Linked DNA regions of Mus musculus: region 2 is linked to region 1. Evidence: chromatin contacts called from ENCODE POLR2A ChIA-PET data. All regions are on one chromosome and are shown on one strand. Each heading gives the region's core, a stretch centred on a gene start or an enhancer-like site at or near the end of the contact. The rest is flanking DNA. Distances are from core to core; before and after follow the strand shown. Region 1 holds the start of Usp36 (ubiquitin specific peptidase 36). Region 2 holds the start of Cant1 (calcium activated nucleotidase 1).

Region 1 (7,097 bases), core at 4,063-6,562:
GTTGAGGAAGCAGGTGTTACCCAGGTTGTGCAGCCCTGCGCCAACTCGGAAAACACGTTCCCACCTCAGGGACAGACGCTCCACAGGGAAGAGCACTTTCTGCGGGGCAGGGACTCCGTCGCCTCCACTTCCAGACACACGCTCGGTGCCTGGAAGAGAAAGAGCTGAGGGAGCGCGAGGAGAGCAGGCTATCCCAGGACCTGGTCAGTGCAGAGCTCAAGACCCCCTGCGGATGAGTCCCAGTGGCAGGCTAGCGCCTTGCACCGCACTGTGTGCCATGGGACCCGTCCAACCTCTGTATTTTCAACTCCACTTTCTTTTCAACCCTAAACAGTTATGTGAGTGTAACGTGAGTGGAAGGCCCATGTGTGCTGGGGTGAGAGGACAAGTCCTAGAGTCGATTCCCACCACTCTGAGGCAGAGTCTCCAATCCTATCTGGTGCTTGCCGAGGAGCATCATGGGGTCCTCCTGTCTGTCTCCTCGTCCCATCTTACTGTAGGTGTAGAGGTTACAGAGGTACTGCAGCACCCAGATCTGATGTTGGGTTCAGGTTGTAGACTCTGGGTGGCCAGGCTCACACAACTAATACTTTCTCAGTAAGCCATTTCCCAGACCCCGGGACCTACTTTCTGACCTCATATTAAACATGGGGGGTCAGGTACAAGGAACGTCCAAGTCCACAGCCATCCTCCCTACTCACTCTGCATCATGACATCTACTACTGTAGCCCACTGACCCCTGGAAACCCCAAACCACCCCAGCTGCCAACAAGGGCTACAACCCTGGTCAACACAGCCCCCAGTACCTGGTTTCCTGGCCTGGAGTTCATCTCCGCTCCTGTGGCGACTGGCTCCCTCAGCCCTGGCGCTCAACAGTACGTATTTGCTCTTCAAGGACTCCAGCTGGTAGGAGAAGCTCTTGCTGGCCGGCTCAAACTCAATCCTCTGCAGAAGCACCTTCTTGGCAGAGGCTGCCAGCAGCCTGCCCAGGTCCCCATCCTCGGCCGAGTCCTTGCGGCCAGGCTTGAGAGCCTCCTTCAGCTTATCGACTATAGGCATGGTGCATTCCTGCGGGGGGTGGGGAGGACCCCAGACCTGTGAACAGCTACCTCCTGGAACGAGCACATGACCTCTGCTTGCTCACACAGCAGCCATCAGGACCCAAAATGCACAGGGGCAGCTAAATGCACAGCAAGCAACTCTGCGTGTGGTGATTGGCGTTACTTCTAATTCTCACGCACTCCGGTTACACAATAAATGTGGAAATTGAATTGGGAGAGGGGCGGTGGAGATAGCACTGAGCACACATTGCTCTTACAGAGTGTAGTCACGCAGCTGACAGCCACTCACAGCAGGCTGCAGGGGACCCAATGCCCTCTTCTAGAATTCACAGGCACCTGCACGCACGTATCCATAAACACACACATGCAGAATTAAAAATTAAAGTTAAAAGAAAGAAACCTTAGCTAGGAGTCCACACACCTTTAATCCCAAACTTGGGAGGCAGTTCTAAGTGGTTCTTAGTGATGGGGACACCAGCCTGCCTTACAGTTCCAGGCCAGCCAGGGTTCACTCGTACATGCATGCACACACATACACACTCACGCACCAGTGTGCAAATGAATCAGCTTGTAAGCCAGATGACCGAACGTGTCTATACAGGCCTCTCTGTGCTCTTTGAGAGCTCAGGGGCCACATTCACTCCTGAGTACACGGACACACCTAGTCCAGGCGGAGAGCTGAGAAGAGTCACCATCAGGTTCCCATGGCTACTTTATTTAAGACAACACAAAGCAGCCCAGCTTCTCGAGTGGCACGCATGGAGATGACAATATCTTACCTATATTGGTTCAAATAAAATGTAAAAATCAATTTTACCCTTTCATTTTTCTCACGTAGCTGCTGTGAACATTGACCTTGCACTTGGCCACTGTTTCTTCCAGGCAGTTCATATAGAGACTGTCTCTCTCAGCTGGGGGCACGGCTACTCAATGCTGCCTTACTCCCTGCACCTGAGAGGCTGCTGCAAATTCCAGGCCAGCCTGGGCTACAGAGTATAACCACAACTCAATCAAACATACACAAAAACCACACACAGCACACACAGACCCAGATCTAGATAGACACACACCCAGTCAGTCTCTCTTTCAACTTGAGTGAAGATATCGAGAAGAAAGGCTAAGTGGGCAGCAGGGACTTAGGCTTCAAGGTTGTAGGCCTGTGCCCCCCCCCCCGCCCCCTTTAAGCTACAGCTTCAGGGACATAGCTGGGAAGGTGGCTATAGCGATTGACCCGTCAGCCAGGATGCCTGCAGGCCCTAACAGAAGCACAGTTTCCCAGGACAACAGCACAGAAACTGTAACAAAGAGATGCTCCCTCATCACTTAACAGCCACACCTGCATCCCCATCCTGTCCACCTCCCAACTCTCAACCCATCTGGCTACCGTTACCTGTTTGAGTCACAGTTAGAAAAATACATTTCCTGAAACTGCTGGCTTACATCAGACAAATGATATCCACAACCCTGACTATCCAAGAATCAGGTACACAGGTAGCTGAGATTTCTCTACCCCAAAATAAACAAAAACAAAGAAATTAAGCACCAGTCCCCTGACCCAAGAATGGCAAAGCCTTCTGTGATGGGGACTTATCAAGACTTTTACTCACAGAACAGTCATTGCCAGAGTCTGGTCCCTGGAAAAAAATAAAGAGACAAGGATACCTCCGGGCTTACCTGGGGTGCCCGTGCCTGGCTGCTGCTTCTCTCTGCAGCAGGTAAGGGAACCAGGTTCTCAAGGGAGGAACGGAACTGACCGGGAAGGCGCTCCCCTGGACTTCAGCCTGCTCGGTCACCAACACCGCCAAGTGTAGAGTCCAGAACAGGCCAGCACCTGGAGGGTGAAGAACGAGACTGTCACCTGTGAGTGGCTTCTCCCGCTGTCTCTTTAGTGGCTTTCTTGTGTGAACTGTGACCTTGTGCCAGGAAAAAAACCAGGTTATCATCAAGGTTAAAGGTAGCAAGGCACAGAGATGCTTGCCTCTAATCCCAACATTCAAGAAGCTGCGACAGGAGGATCAAGCATTCAAGGCCAGCCTGGGCTCTGTAGTGAGACTTTGTCTTTAAAAACAAAAAAATCCCTCTTCATGCTGAATTCACAATGAGTCCAGAGGACACAGTGCTCACAGATCACTGTAGTTATGACGTGAACACACCACCCTCTGTTCTACATCACAATCCTCACACTATACACAAACACACACACACACACACACACACACACACATACATACACACAGGGCAACTTCAATCTGAATAACATGTCCAAAGTTACAAGTGGAGAAGAATAGGTAAAAACCTCAAACTTTTTCCCCCCTTTCATTAACCAGGAAGGTGTTTTTTGTTTGTTTTTTTTTTTTAAATATGTGAAATCCTAATTTTCTAACTATAAACATTTTCTTCAATTCCCACCACCGTCAACTTGGCCCCATAAAGGTTTTTTTTTTTCTTTTTCTTTTTCTTTTTTGGTTTTTCGAGACAGGGTTTCTCTGTGTAGCCCTGGCTGTCCTGGAACTCAGAAGTCCGCCTGCCTCTTCCTCCCGAGTGCTGGGATTAAAGGTGTGCACCACCACTCCCGGCTGGCCCCATCACTCCCGGCTGGCCCCAAAAAGTTAAGTGTTTTCCGTCCATTCAAACACACACAGATGCAAAGGATGGTACAATCAGCACAATGCCACCATCAAGGGCTTAAGACAACTGCCTGACCAATCTTGGTTCACCTCTTCATTCCCAGGTTGCCTTGCAGAATGCCTCAGAACTCCATCTAACCAACGCCCCCACCCCCAACAGAATGCAGATGGGAGGTGGCCTGGCTTCTGAAAATCCCCACCACACAAACATCATTTTCAAAACCACACATGCCTCCCTACGGGGAGGTGAGAACTTTGTCCTGGCCCAACATGGTTCAGGGATGAGCAAATGGGAACACTAACCCAAAGGCATTTGCCACAAGGGCCTTAGGACCAAGGCAGGCTACTCAGCCAAGATCATTTTTGAAGCTATAGCAGGAAAAAAGTGTCTATCATTCTACCTGGAAGATACGGCTATGTGATGTAGGAGCGAGAAAAATGTTCGTGTAGTTCCCAGCAAACCCTCTAACATGCACACGCAGCACGTGTGACTCTCAGGCCAACCGGGATGCTTCCTCGACCCAGGTCTCTCAAGGACTAGGATACTCTGCACGCCCAATTTACATATCTAATTCGGAACTCAAGCCTGGCTCCTCCCTTCTGACAGATGTCATTTAAACAAAGCATTTCCTTCAGCTCTTTAAGCTGTTTTCCAAGAAATACTCAAGTCAGATTCTCAGGGTCACTTACATGCTGGCGAAGACAGAGCTGGGGCCTCCAAGGCATCCCACCGCAGAGCATTCCAAGTCAGGGAACAGTTGAACTACATGCTCTTTGGCATCCTCAGGCATCCAAGGTGCCTCCCTGTCTTAGGATGCTATTCCACCATCTCCATCACCAAGGGTCACGCCACAGACGCAGGCAGGCTCGCGCGCGCACACACAATCACACACCATAAGCAATGGGCATTTTGGTTAGAATGCTATCCTGCTATTACATTTCGGTGTGGATCCGTGTTAAGGATCTGACCCTGCCCTAGTCTATAAAATGGACTACAGCTATACCTCCACCCTAAGATTTCCAGCTCCGGGAACCTTCAAAGGAAAACCCGCTCTGAGAGAACAACCGCGATCCCAGCGACCTCACGTTCCAGAAGCTCCCTGGGATGAAGACTGATGCAATTCCCTGGCTACGCTAGGGTTTACAGGCACCCCTCACATCACCTGTCCCTTCCTCGGAGTCCCTGGCATCCCTTGTTCCTCCAAGTCCCTCGCACCCCAACCTTCTCCAGTGTTGCCCTACGCCCCTCTCACGCCCTGTCCTTCCCGGCGATCCCTGTCCCTTGCGTCCGATGTTCTTTCTGCGTTCCCCGGTGCCCTCGCCGGCCACGCACGCACCTGTCAGCCTTCGCTGGAGTCCCCAAAACCCGCGGGTAGAACGCGCACCCTCCTCGTCCCAAGCCCCGCGGAAGCTCCTGCGCTCCGCCGCGCCCGACCTCGACCTCCTAGGCCTCTCGGGAACCCGCGGAAGGCCCGCGCAGCACCAGCGTCCGATCCGGGCCGGGCCAGCATGCGCACCATCCGGGCCTCCAGAGCCTCACACACGTGTCACCACGACGTTTAAAGGAGCCGCACTGCAATGTGCTCCCTGAGTCCGCGTGAAGGGCACGTTCGCCTTAAGAGGCGGAGCTAACGGCGACTTGTCTCCCTGGACCCTCCCTTCTCTGCTATTCGCGACGCACACGTCACCCCTCCGCCCCGCAGGCCTGCCAGTCTACGCGATGACGCAAGCGCGTAGAGCTAAAAGCTCCGGAAGCGTCCCGGAGTCCAGAGACCCTGCTGCGGCTTGGCGTGGTTCCCGCGGTGTACGCGAGTGGCGTCACTTCCGCTTGCGTGCCTGACATTGCCAGTGCGCAGGCCCAGTGTGCTGCGGCGAGGAGCTCAGGGCTCACGTTCAGTGCAAGCCACCGAGGCTTTGAAGATTCACCGTTCGTTAGTTCTTACCTGCAGGCGTCCTTTTGAAAAAAAACAAAAAAACAAAAAAAACCCTAGCAAGCCGGGCATGGAATGAGGCCCTGGGTTCCATCCATCACTGCATGAAACAGGCGCTGTGGCACAAGAAAGCAGTTTCTGCAACTCTGAGGAGTGGAGGGGGTGGGGGATGATCAGAACTTAAACGTCATCTCTGGGATCCTTGAGATGCTGGCTATAGCCACTCCACCGCTTAACTTAAGTGGCCAAGGCTGGAGGATCATTGGAGAATGTCTTCTGGACCACGTAGCAGAACCTTGTCTTTAAAAAAGGGGGTGGGAGTGGGGGCTGATGGGGTAGTAATGGCAAAGACCAAATCCTGTTAGCCTATACCAATGTCCCTTTTAGAGCTAGAAAGATGGCTCAGAGGTTAAGATGGCTTGTCGTTCTTTCCAAGGACTTCCCAGCACCCATACAGTGGTGGTTCAAAATCTCATGTAACTCTACATGTGGCAGACACATATGACCTAAATTAGAAAAAAAAAGTTCTCTTAGTTTTAAAAAGATTTTGAATTACATACGTATAGGGGAAGAATATCTGAGTGTAGGTGCCTGTGGAGGCCACTGGTGTCTCATCCTCTCTTAGAACTGGAATTACAGGCAGCTCTAAGTTGTGAGCTCCCAGTGTGAGGGCTGGGAACCAAACTCTGGTACTCTGTAAGAGAAGTAGGGGCTATTAACTATTGAGTTCCAGTCCCAGAATCCTCCCTCTTTATTTAGACCGACTTCTTTGTTCTCTGACCACTCTTTGTGTCTGGCTGGAGCTGGCTCTATAAACCCACTGTTCTAGGCTGGCTACAATGAATTACTGCTTTTGCTGTCCCGAGCCTGATACAGTTCCTGGGAAATTCACTGTTTTAGCACGCTTCCTGTGTGGGAGCTGGCACCTGGCATAAGACCTAGGTTTTTAATCCAGATGTTGTTCTAATTAGCCTGTTACTTTGCAAATTTCTCTTACTTGGAGGCTTGATCTGTGGGGACAAAAAAATAAAATAAAATTCAGAGTCAGTAGCTCAGTTGGCAGGTAATAAATTTAGTCCCCAGGCTGGGCGATAGTGGCACACACCTTTAATCCCACTCAGGAGGCAGAGGCAGGCAGATCTCTAAATTCAAGGCCAGCCTGGTCTACAGAGTGAGTTCCAGAGAGCCAAGGATACACAGAGAAGCCCTGTCTCAAAATAAATAAATAAATAAATAAATAAATAAATGCAATCCCCAGATGCCCCCCAACCCCCTAGTGCAGTGGTGTTATAGAAATGTAATCCCTTCTCAGTGAGAAATCACTCTGCACACTTCGAGATCTGTAAAGAACATACTTTTACATGCAACTGGATGTGGCCAATGCCCAGGGAAGAGCCAGCCTCAAACAGAAGAAGGTCTTATTAACTCATAGACAAGGTAGGCTTGTGCATTGTGCATACTTGACACTTGTAAATCTC
Region 2 (7,757 bases), core at 965-3,464, 130 kb after region 1:
GAGAGGCTTCAGAACCCTCCCCGGCTTGCATCTGTGGCATCACAACGCTGCTGCTTCTGCTTAGTCTGCATCCCCAGTGCCCTGGGAGGGACTTAGCAAAGGAGCTGCCCTCCAGGTCAAAGTGATACCCCAAACACAGCATGCCTGAAAACACAGGGGTTTGACAATCCCAGTCCAACCCAGACCAGAACTCAATTCCAGAATACACAGTTGCACCCTTGGACACAGCCCACACTGTCCCAGAGCTCCCCCGCCCCCGCCCTGTGCTGGCTGGGGGACAAGGCAAGACCCTCAGAACCACCCTGATGGCTCTCAGCTCACGCTCACCTGCACTTTACTGCTCACAATTGCTCACTCTCAATGCACGGGAGCTGCCTTGAGTTTCTATTTCATTGCATGTGGACTTCTCTAGGATCAGGGTTATTATTAATTTTTCCTAGACAATCTGTCTTGTGTTGATGAAAAGAAAAGCCAATATAAAGTCTTTAAAGTCAGTATACAAGGTTTTAATTCCTTCAGTGTTGGCATTTAAGACAAGCTTTCCAGAAATTCTCAACACTCACTGGCTTCTAATAGGTATTTTCATGCCTCTTGACAGAGAGGGGAAGGAGTGTGGACTGCCATCCACTGTCCTCAAAGGACAGATACTAACACGCACTGGAACACCTACCTGTATGGCCACGGCGAAGACAGCCACACTGCGAAGGATGTTCCAAGGCTCAGGTGACAGGGTCGCACGTATCTGTGGGAGCTTCATGGGCACACATGCCACAGTCAGGTGGGTGGCAACGGGACACCTGCCTCTTCCACTCTCTAGACCTCTCCTCCTGTCCCCGCTGCTCAGCAGGCAGAGGATGTCATGCATTCCTGGACACACTGGTGCATATTACGTGGTAAAGGGGACTGAGGGACAATATGGTCACAGTACATGGTCCATTCAGTTGCAAGAAGCATTTACTTTTTTATAACAGGTCAAATGGAACAAAGAAAGCAAGAAAGCACACAGAATTCTGTCTCTAGCCAAGCAAAGACGCTCTGGGCTCTATGTGACAGAGATCCCTTGTCTTATCCAGAAGGAAGTAGGCTGTGCTCACGGGTTCCAGCAAGACTGCTAGGCCGAGGTCTAGGGAGCAGCTCAAAGGAGGGCCTGTAGCCCAGTCCAGAAGGATGGTCCTCAGACAAGCCCCAGAGGGGCAGGGAGAAGGAGTTCCCAAGGCAGGGTCTGCAGTACATGCAGGACAGTCTTGGGAGCTTGTAAGATCTAGTCAGTCAGGCCCCACTGACACCGTGAGACCAGGTTCCCAGGTCTAAGCTTTGTCCAGTATATAGACCTGAGATGGAACTGGGAAATGAAGCTGGTTACTGAGGCACTCCCGAGTGACTGCAGAAAGGTGCTTGGGTTTACTGGAGGCGTATGAATGTCACAGGTGCTAGGGGCAGGAAGCTCTGTAAGGATGGACCAGGTGATGCCCGACTTCGAGGCTGGGAGAGTCTAGCCGAGATTAGGGTTGTATGTGCAGAAAGGGACTAGGGGGTGTGCAGAAGAAGCAGGGGGTGTCGGTAGTCGGGTAGTAAAAAAGGATAGTGCACTATGCTGCCTAGGGGGAAGGTCCAATCTTAGATGACAGCAAGAAGAGCCAGGACAGGAGCAAGGAAGTGGGCGGTTACAGGTGAGGATGGGGTGCGTAGGTGGGTCTGTTAGAGAGGTGATCAAGTGCCAAACTGGAGAGCCCGTGCCCAGGCCAGGCAGGGAGGGAGGGAAGGTACTGTCGCTAGGGGCATTTGAAGCATGCTAGTCAGAAGAGGAAGAAGTTTCGCACTACTTCAGCACGGCACCCTCATCAGAAAGGGGAGGTCTCCCACACAAGCCAGAGGGGGAAAGACGTCTGTCTGTCCGGCACCCGTCACAGCCTAGCTGCGGGGGGGAGTTTGAGGTGCCTGGGGCCGGGCCGGACGGATGCGGGTGGCAACAGGCCCCAGAACACAGCGAGGGAGGGCACCCGGCCGCGGGCGCACCGTCACTCACCCACTGAGGGCCTGGCTCCGGAGCCTGCGGGCTGCCGCCTACCTGCGTAGGGCCGGACAGGGCAGGCGGCCACTTCCGCCCCGCCGCGCGCTCCCGGCAGTCTCTGTTCTGCGCCTGCGCCTCACTCTGGCCGCGCGCTCCCGGCAGCCTCTGCTCTAAGTGTCTTCCTGCGCCGCACTCTCGGTTGCCTACAGCCACGTCTTCCCGGCAGCCTTTGCTCTATGTGTCTTCCTCTACTCGCCCACCCAGTCTCTGCTCTGCGCCTGCGCACTGAGCGCCGGGCTGCTGGGAATCGTAGTTTTTCGCTTGAGCTTGTAATTGAGGCGCGGAAATCCAGCAAAGGAGTTGTCTGTCGTTCCCCAGTTAAGCTTCAGGGTTCTTTGCCTGGTCCCCCCGACCTTCGTCTCAGGAAGTTTAGAAGTTAGGACTCCTCTCTGCCGCCCTAGTCCTCAGACCCTCTTCTGAGCAGTTCCAGCTGGTCATAGCCAATGCTGACCAGATTCCACAGCAGGACCAGAGGATGGTGGTGTGTTCCCGCCGCCGACTGTAGTCAATAGCCCTTACAAACGGAGGACCCCGGTTCATCTTTTCCCAGCCTGCCTTGCCCTGAGCTCTGTGCTGTGTGATACCGGCTCAGTCCTAGACAGTGGTGGCATGTAAGGACTTTAAGAGGCCCTCATCAACCATGGAGAGAGTCAGCCCTGCCTCCTGACTTCAGCCTCATCCCTGAGTCTCCCAAAAGCCTTCTGGGAAGTAACCGATGCACAGTTGGGACGAATTCAAAATATGTAACCCAACACGGTGAAAAACAACCCTTTCTTCCACCCCTTTTTGTCCTCTGGGACATACACTAACTAACGTTAGAATATATACTAAATTACATGTGAAAAATAGAAATGTGCTGGGTTCCCTCTTCTGTGCTTGGGTTGGCAGGCCATCTTTCTTGAATTCTCTGATGTTCGTGTCAGACCAAACCAAGTCCCAATCAGCCACCTTCTATTTGTTACAGCTTCTCCACTCGGAATAGCAGATTGCTCGTAGGATTTTTAAAGCACTCTAGGTATTCCTTCCAATTCCCAGCTCCTCTCCTTACACCTGCAACGGGAGGCATGGTCCCGAATACTGTGCTCATCTTTCTCAAGCCTTCCTTTGCAGACAACACATAGCTGTGCAACTCTAAATAATACATTGCTCAGTTCTGCCCAGCTTAACCTTTATGAGAGATGGCAGAGTCGGTGTTCCAGGGGCGCGCGCGCGCGCGCGCGCACACACACACACACACATACACACACACACAGAGAGAGAGAGAGAGAGAGAGAGAGAGAGAGAGAGAGAGAGAGAGAGAGAGAACACGCATCTGTGTGGGTTTATATATTCACAGGTGCACTTGCGTTCCCCTAGAGGCCAGAGGACAACCTCGGTTTCTGGATGGCCTGGAACTGGCTGAGTAGGCTAGCCTGGCTGGCCACTGAGCCCCAGTGAGTCCCAGGAAGCTCTAGTACCCCTTGCACCAGGATTGCAACACCACACCCATCATTTTCGTAACATGATTTCTGGGCAGTGGATTCACCTCTGTGCTTGCAAGTCTATCACTTTGCCAGCTGAGTTTTCTTCTCAGCCCTGTCATATCTTTTAGACGGTGTGCAATTCTTTTGTAGCTATGGTAATATCTCTTTAAGAAGAAATCCATCCCTTCCGTATTGCTATTGTGCAATACTAACCTTATCCGAATGATGTTTCCATAGGCACACAGGTCTGTTTAGGAGATGTTGGGTTGCATTGATACTTTTGTTACCAGCTTCAACACTTCTTTCTCATCATCTCGTTGCAAGCTTCAGAAGTTGAATGACACAGTCCTGCAACTACCCAGCAACTGACCTTTAGGGACCTTGAATAGAATTACTCCTGTAGAGTCAGGAGACCAATGAGGTTTTTTACCATATACAGTCTTCTACCCAAGACCATAGGGAAGCTATTTAATTCCACCCTAAAACATTCTTTTGGAATACCTAAAATCTCACATTTCAACAATACTTCAGGGAATATCCTTGTGTTATTAAAGCACAACTATAAAATGTACCTAGGATAAATTCCTAGAAGAAAACCTACTGGCCCAAAGTACGTGTTCATGCAGGAGTGAGTACATGTCCTCCAGAGCAGCAGTCTGCAGTGGCTCCATGGCTAAGAAAAGCCAGAAGATCTGCATTCTTCTTTGCATTATGGGAGACGCTGTCATAGCTGCCACAGGATCGGAAAAGTACCTGAACTTCCTCACCCTCCATGGAGTAGCCTACACTCTAGTAACAAAATGCAGGCAGCGAGAGAATAGCACATCATATTCACAAAATCTCTGTTTAAGAAATGAGAACCTTCAAAATCCAGAGAATCCCGGGAAACACGTGGCTCAAGCTGTCTTCAAACTAGCTATACATCTGAGGATGACCCCAGAACTGATACTCCAACCTTCCGAGTGTCTGGGATTACAGGTGTGCACCATCACACCTGGTCTGTGTGGTGAATGGCTGGAGGATGGCGCCCAGGGCTTTGGCATGCTCAGCACACATTCTACCAGTTGAACTCCAGCTCTAGCCTGGGAACATTATTTTAATGCTTGGATTTGATGAAGAAGGAACTGCATATATAAACATGATTGGACAAAAGGAATGTGACCTAATGGGATTAGGATGAGTGGGAGGATCTAGTGGGAGGACCTAGTGGGAGGATCTAGTGGGAGGATTTAGTGGGGGACCTAGTGGGAGGATTTAGTGGGGGACCTAGTGGGAGGACCTAATGGGAGGATCTGATGGGAGGACCCACTGGGAGGACTTAGTGGCGGGGGGGGGGTAGGGGGCTGGTGAGAGGATCTAGTGGGAGGAACTGGCAGGAATGTTTGCTTGGTGTCTCCTTGGCCCTTTGCAGCAACATTGGCCAGGTGGGGAACAAGACTCCTTCTGGCTTGAAGTTCATGTGGGATATCACCAAACAAGATGGGTCAGAAGACTTTTCAAAAATATGTAAACTTCCTCTTTTAAGAAAGACTTCTGGGGGCTGGAGAGATGGCTCAGTGGTTAAGAGCACTGACTGTTCTTCCAGAGATCCTGAGTTCAATTCCTAGCAACCACATGGTGGCTCACAACCATCTGTAATGGGATCTAGTGCCTCCTTCTGGTGTGTTTGAAGATAGTTACAGTGTACTCATGTAAATAAAATAAATATATATATATTTTTAAAGAACAACTTCTTCCTTTGGTTTTGTGTCTGATTGTTTTGCCCTTATGCATATTCACCGTGTGCTTGACTGGTGCATGGAGGTCGAAGCGGGAGTAGGATCCCATGGAACTCGAACTACGGATGGCTGTGAGTCTCCATGTGGGCACTGGGAATCCAACCTGGGTCCTCTGCAGGTTTAGCAAGTGCTCGTAACTCCTGGGCTATCTCTTCAGTCCTACAGAAAAAAAAAGCCTTAAAAAAAAAAAGAATGTTTTATGCATTGCTTGACAATGTCATACATGTCTACAATGTATCTTGATCATATTCACTTCCAGCTCCCCCCTCCTCTTAGTGCTACCTGCTGGGAAGTCGACTGACCTTCCCAGATTGATCCTGTGGGTAACCATAACTGTCGTGCCCTATCGAGAAGACAGCAGCTTACAGCGGCACTCCTCCCATTCTCCACCTCCTCTTCCACAATTCCCTGAGCTTTGTGTGGAGTGCGGTTGAAACAGATCGCCCATCTAAGGCTGAGTACCTAACAGCCACTCACTCTCTGTACTTTGTAGGTCGGAGAACTTCTTCGATAGCCAGCTTCTGCACAGAGAGGTGGGAAAGCTTCTATGTTGTTTCTGGATTTCGTGGCAGGATTTCTGGGACAGGGGTTCTACTTTCTATGGGGAAAGAGGAGTAGAGACAGGAGAGCTGAAGAAGGTTGAGAGAGGTTTTGCTTCTAAGGGTCTCTCCGTCGCTCCTCATTCAGCCCGGAGGACTTCACACCATTCCTTGAGGTATCATGGTCTGTGCCCCAGCATCTCTGCCACATTCAGAACACCTTGGACTAGAGGTAGTGAGGACATGAAGAAAGGACAGACACAGACACACATACAGAAAAGCTCGTGTGCTGTGTGCACTCAGATGGAATGGAATCAATAACTACATCAAGCCAGGACCTCAAGTATGTTTGTTAGCTACAGCACAGGGACACGTTACCTAGTCTCTGTGGGAGGAGTCTGTAGGCCAGCCGTCTCTGCAGAAGGAAGCAGCGGCTGCTAGTTTCTGTATGCACTTGTCAAACACTTGCACTTGGACGTCAGGATGGGTCTGGGCCTTGGGGTCCCTGACAGCCATGCCCATGTCAACAGTACACCTCCACTCAGGCCTCCACTCAATCAGGGCTTCCTCTGCCCCTTACACACAGCCTTTCAGCACACTTTGTTCCTGTTGCTCTGTATAATGGTCGGTTGTCACTCTGGCCATCCCTTCTTTCAATCTCTCACAGCTCCTCCTAGTTAAGCGCTTAGGACTGTGCCTTCCACCAGGGGGCGATGTCACTTTATTTATCAGGTTAAGATAATTACATCAGGGTCGTTTCAAGCCTCTGTGTGAACTGACATGTTTTACCAAAACGGAGGGAGCTAGTAGAGACAGAGAAACTGAGGCACGGGGAGGTTAAATGGCTGAATGAACATCAAGAGGCGCGTGAACGGCCACGGCCCGAGTGTGCTGACCTTGCAGAGGGACAGTCCTTACTTACATTTCTTTCCTTCCAGCTGTGAGGTCCTGTACCAGCCCTTAAGCTGCCAATCCTGAGCTCCACCTGCCTAGGCCTCCCAGAAAACAGGCAGCGCCCGACAGGAGCCATGAGCTCGGGCCCGTGGCCAGGACTAGTCTGGATGCCAGGTTTCCTTTCCCGTTTCAGCAACTTCTGTGGATCTCTGAGCGGTTCCCCCATCCCCCTCTTGGCAGTGGAGCACCACCCATGGAAGCCTGCCTGCAGAATGGAATTCAAAAGTTTGCAAAGCCAGCCTTTGCCTGTGGGATAGCCGGGCAGACGAGCCCAGAATAGCCGGCTTGGCAGAATGTTAGGGCCCCAGTGGGAGAAGACATGGGGCTGCTAATGACATGCTGTGCTCACTGGGGACCCAGTGTCTCTCTACAGCAGCCCAGGTCTCACAGCCCTTTCCCCAAACCAGAGAACAGCAGCAGGAATGATGTCACCAGGGAGAAGGAAAGAATTGCCCAGCCGGGACTGGGGAGACGCCTCAGCAGGGTGCAAGAGCACCTGCTGGACAAGCTTGGGGATGGAGATCTCAAAGGTAATCGGGTGAGGAGTGACCAACACGCACACACGCGCACACACACACATGCACACACATGCACACACACACACACACACACACACACACACTCACACACACAGACCAAAAAACATCAAACAGATACACCACATACACACATATATACACAAAAGCAAATAAATATAGCACTACAATATGTCGGGGCAGAGCATGCCCCTGTGGTAGGCTGCAGGGAGGGATGCTCCACCGTCTCTCGTGCTCTTCTCCCAGGAGCTGCCCTGGTCTGAGGAGAGAGAGCCGGTTGGGAATATGGAGGAAGCCTTTGTTGCTTGGCCCAGACACCCTTGTGTAGGTGCAGTAGCTAGGGAATTTGGGGCAGACATAGCTTACTTTGGAACTTGACAGGGAGACCCTGGAGCGGCGCTTGGTCTTGACATCTG

Evidence for each region. ChIA-PET counts read pairs that join two places held with the same protein, here RNA polymerase II (POLR2A).
Region 2: POLR2A ChIA-PET joins it to region 1 with 15 read pairs in Patski. The contact joins the promoter of Cant1 here to the promoter of Usp36 in region 1. POLR2A ChIA-PET finds 5 or more read pairs at or near these places in 2 of 5 experiments (Patski and embryonic stem cell).

The regions. Positions count from the first base shown.
Region 1 is chr11:118,284,932-118,292,028 of GRCm38, forward strand. Usp36 (ubiquitin specific peptidase 36) reads right to left here and starts at 5,313. Exons shown (of 21, transcript NM_001033528.1): 1 at 5,026-5,313; 2 at 2,736-2,835; 3 at 807-1,068; 4 at 1-149. The coding sequence starts at 1,059.
Region 2 is chr11:118,416,904-118,424,660 of GRCm38, forward strand. Cant1 (calcium activated nucleotidase 1) reads right to left here and starts at 2,215. Exons shown (of 5, transcript NM_001025617.2): 1 at 2,027-2,215; 2 at 671-751. Gm35598 (a long non-coding RNA gene) reads right to left here. Exons shown (of 3, transcript XR_880340.2): 2 at 5,790-5,910; 3 at 5,258-5,488.